3 separate regions of the Mus musculus genome follow, and regions 1 and 3 are each linked to region 2. A link is a contact called in ENCODE Hi-C or POLR2A ChIA-PET data. All regions are on one chromosome and are shown on one strand. The core of a region is the stretch at or near the end of the contact, and the rest is flanking DNA. Distances in the headings are between cores, read along the strand shown.

What was found. A loop is a pair of places that touch in the nucleus more often than their neighbours do. ChIA-PET counts read pairs that join two places held with the same protein, here RNA polymerase II (POLR2A).
Region 1: a loop to region 2 is called in a map of heart, with 6 times the contacts of the local background. The contact joins the promoter of Adcy4 here to the promoter of Nfatc4 in region 2. A Hi-C loop is called at or near these places in 12 of 37 maps with a recorded cell type or tissue (T-helper 1 cell, T-helper 2 cell, gastrocnemius and 4 more). POLR2A ChIA-PET finds 5 or more read pairs at or near these places in 4 of 5 experiments (Patski and embryonic stem cell).
Region 3: POLR2A ChIA-PET joins it to region 2 with 10 read pairs in Patski. The contact joins the promoter of Khnyn here to the promoter of Nfatc4 in region 2. POLR2A ChIA-PET finds 5 or more read pairs at or near these places in 3 of 5 experiments (Patski and embryonic stem cell).

Annotation. Positions count from the first base shown.
Region 1 is chr14:55,781,772-55,785,917 of GRCm38, reverse strand. It overlaps Adcy4 (adenylate cyclase 4), which reads left to right and starts at 1,846. Exons shown (of 26, transcript NM_001361604.1): 1 at 1,846-2,026; 2 at 2,208-2,398; 3 at 3,886-4,083. The coding sequence starts at 2,240. Ripk3 (receptor-interacting serine-threonine kinase 3) reads left to right here. Exons shown (of 10, transcript NM_019955.2): 9 at 1-56; 10 at 567-923. The coding sequence ends at 721. It overlaps Gm32092 (a long non-coding RNA gene), which reads right to left and starts at 1,839. Exons shown (of 5, transcript XR_874644.2): 1 at 1,668-1,839.
Region 2 is chr14:55,823,384-55,827,320 of GRCm38, reverse strand. It overlaps Nfatc4 (nuclear factor of activated T cells, cytoplasmic, calcineurin dependent 4), which reads right to left and starts at 2,526. Exons shown (of 10, transcript NM_023699.3): 1 at 2,185-2,526; 2 at 68-1,163. The coding sequence starts at 2,284. Gm41159 (a long non-coding RNA gene) reads left to right here and starts at 3,732. Exons shown (of 3, transcript XR_874646.3): 1 at 3,732-3,937.
Region 3 is chr14:55,882,431-55,886,288 of GRCm38, reverse strand. Khnyn (KH and NYN domain containing) reads right to left here and starts at 1,347. Exons shown (of 8, transcript NM_027143.3): 1 at 1,147-1,347; 2 at 298-515. The coding sequence starts at 498. Cbln3 (cerebellin 3 precursor protein) reads left to right here and starts at 2,033. Exons shown (of 3, transcript NM_019820.3): 1 at 2,033-2,377; 2 at 2,703-2,822; 3 at 3,112-3,858. The coding sequence starts at 2,102. The coding sequence ends at 3,309.

The DNA.
Region 1 (4,146 bases), core at 597-3,096, 41 kb after region 2:
AGATGGAAGACACGGCACTCCTTGGTATCCCTGGACCCCACCGAATCCAATGACAGGTACCCATTCTTCATTCTCTCTTGCTCTCCCCGCTCAGCTCTCCCATCACCTTCCTCCTCAGCACTTATCTATAGACATGAGTTACTCTGGAGGTGGGAAGGAATGACTAGAGATCATCTAACCCGATCTGCCTCGTTTAAGACGAGGAACATGACATCCACTAGGAGAGGATCCCACTGAGGTCACACAACGAAAGAAAGTCGGGATTGGCTGACTTTTCCCAGCACAGAGTCTGTGAGCCCCCACAGTTCCTTTATTGATAAGCAAGTCCAGAAGGTCTCCCATCAAAGACACCCAAACAGCAGGCACTACTCTTTGAGCTTCTACAAGACTAATTCTGAAGAGGCACAGCTCATACTGGGACGCAGTAGCTAGCAGGTGAAGACCCTGCATTTGCATTCCCCAGGGAGATCACAAGGTGTCGCTGCCCCTTTCCCCAAAGTGCTTGTCAACTTCATCTTTCTAACCTCTGAACCCTCTCACCATCACCTCCTCCTTTCCTCTTAAAGGGCCACCGGCTCTCGTCTTCAACAACTGTTCTGAAGTGCAGATTGGGAACTACAACTCCTTGGTAGCACCACCAAGAACTACTGCCTCAAGTTCGGCCAAGTATGACCAAGCACAGTTCGGCAGGGGTAGGGGCTGGCAGCCCTTCCACAAGTAGACTTCAGAGAATCACTGCAAGAGCCTGAAGTGTGCCATTCAGCGTGGCAATAAAAAGCACGTTTTAAGCAACCTGGACTGGCTAAGACAGTCCTTGCCACTTCCTGAAGCTCACAACATTCTGTGAGGACAGTTGGACCTACACCCAAACTGACTCTTGACCCATCTCCTTAAAGTCAATAAACATAGCATGTTAACTGTGAGAGAGTCTGAGGTGTCAATCCAGGGCATCAGGGATGGACAGCCAGGAGCTGGCTACCCTGGAGGGGGGGGGTGAGGTGTGTGTGGGGGGAGTTGGTGCTACAGGAAAAGGGGACCTGGGGACCAGATATTGAGATATAGGCCACCTCCTGGCTCATAAGGTCAGGGTCCAGCTGGTGGCAGGAAGGAATCAGGGGCTCTGCTCTCTAATGCTCCAGTCTCAGGGTAGGGTACTTCCTCCAGAGCTCAGGGCTGATACCACCCTAAGCCTAGGCTGACAGGAGAAAAGTTCTCCCTTTTCTCCTTGATTTTGAGCACTGGGTTTTGGGGCCCTGGTGAAGGAAGGTGTCTCAGGAAATTCGAAGGCACCCCAGGCTTTCTAGACCACCACACACCTGCTGCACAGACCTCCTGCACCTTGCTTTCCTAGGCATGGCAGCAGGGTTTTTTGTTTGTTTATTTGTTGTTTTGATTCTCTGTATCCAAGAATTGATAACTATATCCAACAAAAAGGAACACCAACTCAAGGAGCTGAAAATGGCCAGACAGTTCACACTTGGCCACATCAGAGGGACCAAGAGTGAACGGGAAATGTCACTCCTGACCTCGCCCACACCCCGGCCCCAGCTGGTACCAGGACACCCCCCCACCTCCCCGCTTTCTCCCAGGCTTTCCTTGGCCTCCCCACTTCCAAATGTTGTATCCTTATCTTGTCACATCCCTTTGTCGTCCCCTTACCCCGTTACCTCGTGTTTCTCCCACGGCCCACCTGCTCATCGACATCGTCGTCGTCGTTAAAGAAAGAGAGAAGGTGATGATTAGAGAATGCAATCTGAGCATGGGAAGCAGCCAGGGGAGTCAGGCTCCAGAACGGGAAGGGGCTGGGCTGTATCGCGGGGAAGTGGGAGGGGGCCTTGGCGCCAAGAGGGAAGTGCCAGTCGCCCGGCAGGCCCTGAGCCACTAGCAAAGCAGCGAAGGTGAGTAGTAGCCATCCCACCCAGGTTCCCTCCTGGAGCCTAGCTTTGCTGAGAGAACTTCTGGAGCTTGACCCAAAGCGGTGAGTCTGCGGCACCTTCTTCTCAGCTCCAGCCAGGACACTAGCACGGTATGGTTTGTGGGAAGGATAAAGAAGTCCTGTCACAGCTGGGAGCCCTGTGAGAGAGCACTTAGCAGGGAACCCTATTGCTGCTGAAAGCTTAGTGGCTTGCCCGAGAGTGGCTTCGGGAGAGATGGGAAAGCGCGGTGGTCCGGGCCAGGTTATTGACTCAGCGCCCTGTGATCCCTAGGGCAGGGGCTCCGGGCTGGGGCGGGGAAGACCATGGCCCGCCTCTTCAGTCCCCGGCCTCCTCCCAGCGAAGATCTCTTCTACGAAACTTACTACAGCCTGAGCCAACAGTACCCACTGCTGATACTGCTTTTGGTCATTGTGCTCTGCGCGCTGGTGGCACTGCCCGCCGTCGCCTGGGCCAGCGGCAGGGTAAGATGGGCTAGATGTGGGAGCTCTAGGCAGGGGCTGCCTCGGGCTGGGGACATTTGAAGATCTGAGATTTGCGAGGTCTTTTAGTTAATAATGTCTTTGCTGGGAACCAAAAACGAAGCGTTGAACCTCGTCATGAATTGTGACTCTGGTTACATGTGACAGAGCTCTCCACCCTCTAAGCTTAGTCTCTGGGTCTATACTAGGACGTAAGTGAGTCCCGAATGCTTCTCGCTGTGTTCTATTGGTTCTCGAGTAAATCCAACACCGGATTTTCCATTTTTCCAGAGAGGAAACTCTACTCATGTCCCTGGGGAGAGTCATTTCCTGACTTTTTCTCTATCCAGATTTGGGAATGTGGGGCTGCTAGCTGTGCCCACAGACTTCCAAAAGATAGTTTTTGCCTTCCTCCATCTTTTTTTGTTTTTGTTTTTGTTTTTTCGTTTTTATTCTGGGCAAGAAAGGGGAACTATTCCACTCTGGGTTTCCCTTTCACTCCTGGGAGGAAAGGTGGGGCAAATGACTGGGAACTAACCCTTGTCTACCCCAAGTCCTGAAAGAGGAGGGACGAGAGGTAGGGTAGTACTGGGGCTTATAGGTTAGAGGAAAGGCAGCCACTCAGAACTCAGTGCTGGGGGGGGCGAGGGGTTGCAGAAACTTGGGCTGCCCTGGTAGACATTTGTCAAGTTTAGTGGTTTGGCTTCAGGAGAAAGGAATTCTTTCTCCCAAGCAAATTAGCCATTTGGATGACATTCACTCCGAAAGCCAAGCGATGCCACCGTTCTCCTTTACCTGTGGGGATAGCCGGGCAAGTCTAGAGTCCCTTGGCTTGAGAGATAGGGACAGGAGGACCAGGAGCTCAAAGTTCTCAGCTGCAGTGAGTTGGAGGCCAGCCCAAGCTACATGAGCCCCTGCCTCCAAACTAAATAAGCAAACAACAAACAAACAAACTCTAACACACCTGCAATGTAGAAGAGCACAGGCTTGCAAATAGCCAAGAGTAGCCCGGCCTCCTGGGTAGCTCTCCCTCGTCCCATGCAAATGTCTGAGATATATTAGGTGGAGCCAGGTGACACTGCTGACCTCTGTGGATAAAACAGTAGGGTTTTAGAAATTTCTCTTGGCTTGATCTAATGTGAAAAACACGTGTCAGTGGCCCCTGTTTCCTTGTGTATGGTTTTTTATATTATTATTCATTTATCTGTGTGTGTGTGTGTGTGTGTGTGTGTGTGTATGTAGGTCAAAAGACAACTCAAAGGTATGAGTTCTCATCTTTTACTACGTGGATTCTGCAAACTAAGCCAGAACATTTGGTGGCCCCCACCATTCCCCACTGTAGCATCTCACCAGCCCTATATCCTTTGTGCGCATGCTTTTCAGATACTTTGCTGAGCTGGTTTGAAGGACACCTAACTTGCTCTTTCTCACCTTGAGAGAACTTCAAAGTATCTCCTCCCAGCCTGGCTTCAGATATCTTTTCTCCGCAGGAGCTGACCTCAGACCCAAGCTTCCTGACAACTGTGCTGTGTGCTTTGGGTGGCTTCTCTCTGCTATTGGGGCTTGCTTCCCGGGAGCAGCAACTGCAGCGATGGACACGACCTCTTTCTGGTCTCATATGGGTTGCATTACTGGCTCTGGGCTATGGATTTCTGTTCACTGGGGGTGTGGTGAGCGCCTGGGACCAGGTGAGGAAAATCAAGGCTTGGGGGAAGGTGAACCTCAAATTTAGACCCTGGGCGCAACATCAC
Region 2 (3,937 bases), core at 1,277-3,776:
CTTTAAACTCAGCCTTTGACCCCTAGAATGGGTTGAAGAGCTCAAGCGTACAAGATCTGGCCCTCACCTGAAGATGGGGCTGTGTCCCCCAATCCGGGCCTTGGACCAAGCAAGGGGAGAAGGCACTGCTAGGTAATCCATGCCGGCCACCTCTTTCCGCAGAGCCCCCGGAGCAGCCACAGAGTCCTCTGTACCGGAGGGTAGCTTCCCATTGCACGAGGGAGGCTCTTCAGACCGAGGCAGGGCCACTGCTTGCTCGCTAGAAGTCCTCCGAGTTTTCTGAGGGATGCTCTCGGTTGGTGGAGCACCCACATAGTCAAAAGGGCCAGGGGAACTAGGGTCCCGGACCAGAGGCAACGGGGGTGGTGGAGGTGGCTCTGGACCTTCTTCCCCAAGGCTGCCTCGGCGGGACAAAGCTGGGGAGGCCGAAGATGGGGTTCCGGAACTGGAATAGCGCCGCTTGCCGCAGGGAGAAGCAGGCCGAGGGGAGGCTGGGACGGGCCCAGGAGCGCTGAGGAGTAGCCAGCTATCCTCTGGCGCTCGGCCTCCCGAGCTTGGACCGTATAGGCTCCAGGGATCCTCCGGGGTCCATGGCCTAGGAGAAGCCCGGGGCGAGGGCAGCGGAGAGCTCAAGCCAAAACGGGAGGCTGCTTCATTAAGTTCAGACTCCACCTCGTCGCACGCTGCATACAGGGCTGCCTCGTCGGAGGCGTCCGAGAAGAAGCTCCACGAAGACAGGCTGCTGCTGCCAGGGCTCGGGCTGAAGAAAGCGCCTCCGCCCTGACCTCCAGCCTCTCGATAGCCCCCAAAGCCTTCTGGTGGAGGGTAATCTCTAGGAGAGCCGTCCCCCCAAGTTTCAGATGTGTCCTCTAGCGAGGTCGGCGGGTCAGGCGTGGGAGAGATGGAGGTAATCCGGATGCTGGGACACTCAAGAACACGACCACCCCCAGCACCCCCTGCATTACCTCCTGGGCCCCCCAGCCTCACCGACCTAGCTGGCTGGCTCTCCCAGGTGCCAGGTGAAGGGGCGGGACGGGGCGGTGGTGAGTGCATCCCTGGCCGAGGGGGTGGGGGTCGGGGAATCCCAATAGGGGCAGCACCATAAGGAAGGGGTTCCCCCAGGGCCAAACGACAGCATGGAGGGGTATCCTCTGAGTCCAGCTCTGTCAAAATGGAAGGGAAGTAGAGGGAGAGAGAGAGAGAGAAGCTGGTGAAATGTCTACGTTTCTCGGATGGTCAGCCCCTGAAGCCTGATATGCTTAGCTAGGAGAGGTTCCCCTAGTCTCCGGACAAAAGCAAAGTTGAACATCACAAGACAGAAAAGAGATACAGGCATGCCAGGACCTCATACTCTAACACTCTGGTCCTGGGCAGGTGGGCTGGGGTGGTTTGGGGAATTCTAGAGCCAGGCCTGGAGGTGTGCTTGCCCAGGCTCTGGGCTGGGCTGGGGGCGACTCACACATGAACCCAATTAGCGACGGTTCCCAAACCCCCAAATGGTGCTGGCAGAAACCCCAGTTACCATCGCAACTGTGGCCTGGGGGTGGGAGGGATGGGGGCATGTCTGTGGTGACGAGGGGAGGTGACTCCTCCCTCGCCCCCCCCAAAGGGGGCGGGGGTGCAGTCGAAGGGTGATGCGTGCGGGGCCCAGCCAACGGGGGGGGGGGGGAGAGGGGGTAGCGGGCAGCGCGGATTCCGTGCAAGCGGCGGCCGCCGCCCCCGACTCGTTCCCCGCCATCTGCCTCTCATTGCGGCCAGACAGGGGGAGGGGGAGGGGTGTCCCTGCGCTGCCCGAGGGAGCCCCCAGCCCCAGGCGTCGCGTCTGCAGAACCAGGCCTAGGTCCTAAAGCCTTTAACTCCAGGGCCAAACCTCCCCTTCCCAAGCCGGCACCTCCGGCTCTTGGGGGCCAAGGTTCCCTTCCGCACCCCATCCCAGAGACAGTCGGCCTAGCCGGCAGGCGGCGCATAGCCAACAACACCCCCACTCCCACCCCAGTTAGGACCTAAAAAGGAAAAAAAAATGATGCCGTGGCCCCCAGCCTCACTTCCACAGCCTTGGTAGTCCCTCAGCTCCCTTCATCCTCTGACCCACCTCACCCTCTCACACACCCCAGGCTCCCAAACTGGAGATTTCCTGGCCCTTCGGTCACTGGCCAAAAGACCCCTACCCAGCCCCGCACTAACCTTCCCCAGGACCCCCAGGGCCCAGCGGGGGGGGCTCCTTTTCCTCTCCGAACACCAGCTTAAATTCCAGCTCCTCATCCTCGCAGCTTGCGGCCCCCATGGATCCGGCCGGAGCCCCCAGGTCCCGCCTGGGTGGGAGGGGGAAGCTCTGGACGCTGCTGTAGCTTCACGCGAGGGTAGCTCCCTCCCTCCCTTTCTCTGAGACGCCCCCTCTTCTGTCGCTGCCGCCTCCCTCCGGACGCCCCCTCGTTATTATAGAAACTTTTCCAAACTTTTTTCTCCCAAACTTCTTCAAAGCGGCCCCCCCCCAGCCTGTCTCTGATTGGTTACCCGGGATGCACCGGCCCCTCCTCCATGGATGAGATGGGAAAACCACGCGCCCCTAGTTCCCCCCCCCCCCGCCCCCGGTCATCTCTCCAGTCCCACCCCCTCCAAAGAGGGAGAAAAAACTGAATTGGAAAATGGTCCCTTCAAACGTTATAGAACCCTAATGGTACCTATTGGCCCACAGTTGTGACAATCATTTCCCACCGAAAGCCCAAACCTCAGCCTATTTAGTCCCAGCGTAGGGGGTGGGGAGGTCCGGGTCCCCTCGCCTTAAAGAGGCCATATTTTTGTCACCCGTCCCCCATTGTAGCAGGCCCACGGTACATTCTGAAGAGCAGGATAGCCAAAATCTCCCAAGAAAGGGCACCTCACTGTCCTTTCCATCCAAATCTTGAGTTGAAGAGAGATCTGGGATTGAGAGAGGCTCTGAGCTGCTCTGTAGAGGAGGCCATTCCTCCACCCTCGCTGAGACCACTCTACCTGGACCTCCAAGGAGCCTTTGCAGTTCTTAGCCACCACCTCCACAAGCCACCCCCCACCATTCCCTTAAGATGAAGAACTTCTAGCTGTCCCAGAAGCCTCTCAGAACTTTCGAACCCCAGGAAGCCTTTGAAGGCCCATAGCCCGCTGGGCGTAGATCCAGGCCAGGCTTTGCTGATACCCTTGTCCCAGCCACCTAGATAGGCCATTAATTAGCCTTGGAGGAGATAGTCGGCTCCTTCGTCCCAAAAGCTGCAGATCTCTGGGCTCGCTGATCCCAAGACGTTCTGCTCCCGGCCATCCTAAATTCCTGGCCGGGTTTAGAAAAGGCCAGAAGCTAAAAACTTAGGCCCACCGGCTGGACACCTGTCACCTGGGCAGGGAAGGAAGACCCGGTCAGGAGTTTCTAGGAAGGGCGAGCATAAAGAGGTCCCATTTGGAAGAGAAAGAATAGAACGGGAGATTCTTGATTCGGACTGGAGGCGCTGCAAGACAGGGGAGCAGTCACCATTCTCCTTGCATGCTTACCACATGCTCCAAACTTCCCTAATAAACCTGGCAAATCTCCAGTCTCTAAATCTCTCAGGCTCCGACCCGCGTCCCCCAACAGCAAACCCCAGTCCAGCACCTAAAGGGTTAAGCGCCGGCCCTCTGGTCAGACGTTTACAAACACTCGGGAGCCGGGCGGGGACCGCGCCCATTACTCTAATGAGAAACAGGCTCTGCGGGGCAGAGGGAAGGGGGGCTGGCCTGGCGGGCCTCAGCTCCTTGGCGGCGGAGGCGGCGCCCCTCCCTCCCCTCAGTCCTCCCTCGAGCCAGTCCTGGGGACCCCCCCAGCCCCCGGGGACCCCAGTGACGTGCGGCGCTGCCCCGGCTGCAAGCCCAGGGCCGCGAGGCGGGAGGGGCAGGGAGGAGAAGCTTGGCGGGCGGGAGAGAAGAATGTTCC
Region 3 (3,858 bases), core at 98-2,597, 60 kb before region 2:
GGCCCCCTCTCAACCCCAGGGAATTCCCTGGCAAGGCCCACCTGTACAGAGGGGATTACCTTACTATCTCCAAGAGCATGAAGTGATTTGGTTCTAAAGCCTGAAGAACCTAGGCAGCACAGCAGAAGTGAAACCAAAATTCTAAATAAAAAGGTTTGCTGAGTTCCTCAAAGCTCAAGAGAGAGGCAGCCAATAAGATTGCCAAGAGGCATTTCCCAGTCCCTCCTCCGACTCGGCCTCGGGAGGGGCAGCGTCCTAAAAGGCTTTGTAGCAGCCCTAAAAGGAAGAGGACTTCACCTTGGCTCTGCAGACGTTCTCCTTGGGGCCCTCAAGCTGCAACCAGATATGAGGATTCTCTGGGCAGTCTTTGGAGAGGACGCTCATTCCCACGTTGAAGATACGCTCCAAGCGAGTCTGCTGCTCCCGAACCTTGTCCTCGGCCTCCGCAGACACCGCAAAGCGGTCGGGAGTCGGGGAGGCAAACCCCCAAGTAGACATGGCTTCTACCTGGAGTCCTGGAAGGGCAGAGGCAATCTCAAAGTCTCTGTCTCCCTTCAACCCAAATCCTAATCACATGGCATACATCCAACAATCAACAGGTCGCACCTAGTGACAGAACTGGTAAACAACCCCAGGAGATAGCAAGTCCACCTCGCGGGTGGAGAATATAGAAAATCATCTATACACAGGCCTCTCCCTGAGAGTAAGCCCTTCTTAAACAGGGCTAGCTGGGGTGGGCGACTGGCCAGAGAAAACTGATGACCACCGCCCTGAGAAGGGACGAGTTGAGAGGGCCTCCAGCTCATTTTGAGGGTCACAAGAAGTGGGTGGTTTGAGGAAAGAGTCCCAGAGCTGAGAGGTCTCGGATTTTTTGAGTAGAGGAGGGCCTCTTGGGAAATGAATACGCGCCAGAGGCTCTAACAGTGTAGTCCTGGGGTGGGGGTTTCCCCTATCCGCCTTATTCCTTCACTAACCACTCCCACCTCCCCGCCCCCGCCCCCCCTCCTCGTTTGTCCACTGTCAAGCATCCCACCCGGGGCCCAGGGGCATAGCCCGCCCTCCCACAGCCTGCGGCGGCCGCCCCCAGCCCGACCACCCTCCCGCCACGGCCTTCAGCTCCCGATCGCCCGGAAGGGGGACGCCTACCGCCAAAGCCGCGAGTTCCGCCCGCTCCTCTAGGTGCCCGCGGCGGGGGAGGAGGGGCCCGCGTTTCTCCCGCGCCCCAGGGGCCTGGGGCTGGGAGCCCGAATCTGGGAGGGCCTTCTCGGATCCTTCACCCAACCTAGACTTCTCTCGTCAACAACGCGTTGTGGCTTTGGAGTCACTTTCCGGCCCGGGGCGGAGCCAGCTCGGCTCCTCCCCCGCTAGGGCCGCACTGGCCAGGGCTCGGGGCAGGGCTGCGCTCCTCCTCCCCGGCTCGGCCTGCTGTCCTGCTGCCGAGCGACCCGCCCTCCACATCCCCTGCGGGGCCTACCGGGTCACAGACACTCACCCCACCCCCAACGCCTCCTGCCAACTCTCACGTTCGCCTCCAGTTCCTGGGGTCCTTGGGAGTTCTGCAGTTGATGGTTCCAAGAGAAGTGACTGGTCCAGAGTCACAAGAGAATCCTGCCCTTGACACAAGCACTTTCACCAAGTAGATAGAGTTGGGGGAGTAGGGGGGGAAGGGGGGGGAGATGAGGACACACACCTTGCCACAATAAGGAAAACCCCATGGAGAAAGACTGAAAAGGAGAAGATGAGAAAGGAATTGAAGAAATTTTGTTTCGTGTGTGTGTGTGTGTGTGTGTGTGTGTGTGTACACACCCTTGTGTGGCTAGAGCCCTCATATCCTCTCTCCATTCCTCTTCTCCCTCCCAGGGCCCAACTGCTGTCACTCCATGCTCTGCCAAGGAGGAGGGATCCGCAGAGACAGCAGTAGTAAGGCCAGGCAGAGCTGTGGGACACAAAAAGATACAGGGAGGGGAGTGCCCGGGCTAGGTGCCAGACTCACAGAGGACAGCAGAGCAGGGCAGGAGTACTGAAGCCTTGAAGCAGAGGGGGGAGAGCCAAGGGGACAGAAGACAGGAAAATCTGTGAGTTACAGAGGCACCTAGCAAGGATGGGGACGGAATGGCACAAACCCAAGCTGTCCTTGGCCCTGGTGCTTCTGACCCTGGAGGCTGGGTGGGCTCAAGAAGGGTCAGAGCCTGTCCTACTGGAGGGGGAGTGCCTGGTGGTCTGTGAGCCAGGCCGACCTACTGCAGGAGGACCTGGGGGTGCAGCCCTGGGAGAGGCACCCCCAGGACGAGTGGCGTTTGCTGCAGTCCGAAGCCATCACCATGAACCAGCAGGAGAAACCGGCAACGGTACCAGTGGTGCCATCTACTTCGACCAGGTAATCCCTCTGCCTCTGTCCGGAAGACATGCAAGGACCTGGACTCTACTGTCCAAGCCCCTTTGCATCCCTCGGACTCCAAGGAAACCATTACCTGCATCTCTTGCACCACCTTCCTCTAAGATGGCCACTGACCGTTGGTTGGCCTTCTTTCATTCATACACACAGCACCGTAGCCCTTCCTCATAGTTTTTGACTCTACACATTCCTGTCACACCCGTTTGCCACCCCTTCTCTCCTCACCCACTGCACAAATGCCAACCCAGTGATGCTCCTGAGCTCCCGGCACCCAGAATCCCTCTCAACACAATCTGCTTCCCCACAGGTACTGGTCAATGAGGGCGAGGGCTTTGATCGGACCTCGGGCTGCTTCGTGGCCCCTGTCCGTGGAGTCTACAGCTTCCGATTCCACGTGGTCAAGGTGTACAACCGCCAAACTGTCCAGGTGACCTAAGTGCCAGTCCACCTCCGGGGGGAAGGGAGGGTCATAGTGGACCGCAGCACATCCCTGGATAGCCCTTCTGTTGGACCTGTATCCCAGGGACCAGGAGCAAGGGAGGAAAGGCTAGCAGGGTATGGCAGATGTACAGAACCCAACACTGGCCACCCCTCAGTGCTCACTGGAGAGCCCACTGACCCTCAAGTTCCCAAAAGAAAACTCTTGGGAGGATGGGGGGCGGGGTGTCCTGAGCTAAGGACTAGGACATAGATGCTAACTGGGCTCCCCTCCCCAGGTGAGTCTGATGCTGAACACATGGCCGGTCATCTCAGCCTTTGCAAATGACCCTGATGTGACCCGAGAGGCAGCCACAAGCTCTGTGCTGCTTCCCCTGGACCCGGGGGACCGTGTGTCCCTGCGCCTGCGTCGGGGGAATCTTCTGGGTGGCTGGAAGTATTCGAGCTTCTCAGGCTTCCTCATCTTCCCACTCTGAGGACCCAAGCCTTTAAACGGAGATGTCTAGCATCTTTCTGCCCTTCCCTGCCCCAGAAACAAAGTATCTTTGGAGCAAGAGAAAGGCCCCCTCCAGGCTGCCTACGGCCCACCTCCTTGCATGAGATCATAGTTAAACACCCAAGGCTAGGAGCAGAGCAGAGCTACGGAACCTCTAGACAAAACGCCTCACTCAGGTCGCCCTCCCAGTCTCCTGCTGCCCCTCCTGCCCCTCCGCAGCTCCAGTTTAAGGCAGGGTTTGCTAAGAGGGAAGCTTGCACTTCTTCACAGACTCCACTCCTCCTGTTCTCCACCCCAGCTTCCTGCTCAGCGCTATTTGGTGACAGGTGGCGCAGGTAAGCTTGACAGGCTCCCACAGGGGCCCAGATGGACCAGCCTCATAGTACCTGCGGGCTCCATCCTGTGAGGAATGCCAGCAATGAGAGCTCTCGGCCAGCACCCTGTGAACAGGGCTGACAGCTCAACCACAAAAAAGCAGTGTGGGGAAGGCCACAGAGCATCCGTAGCTGGAGAGACAGGATGGGGCCAT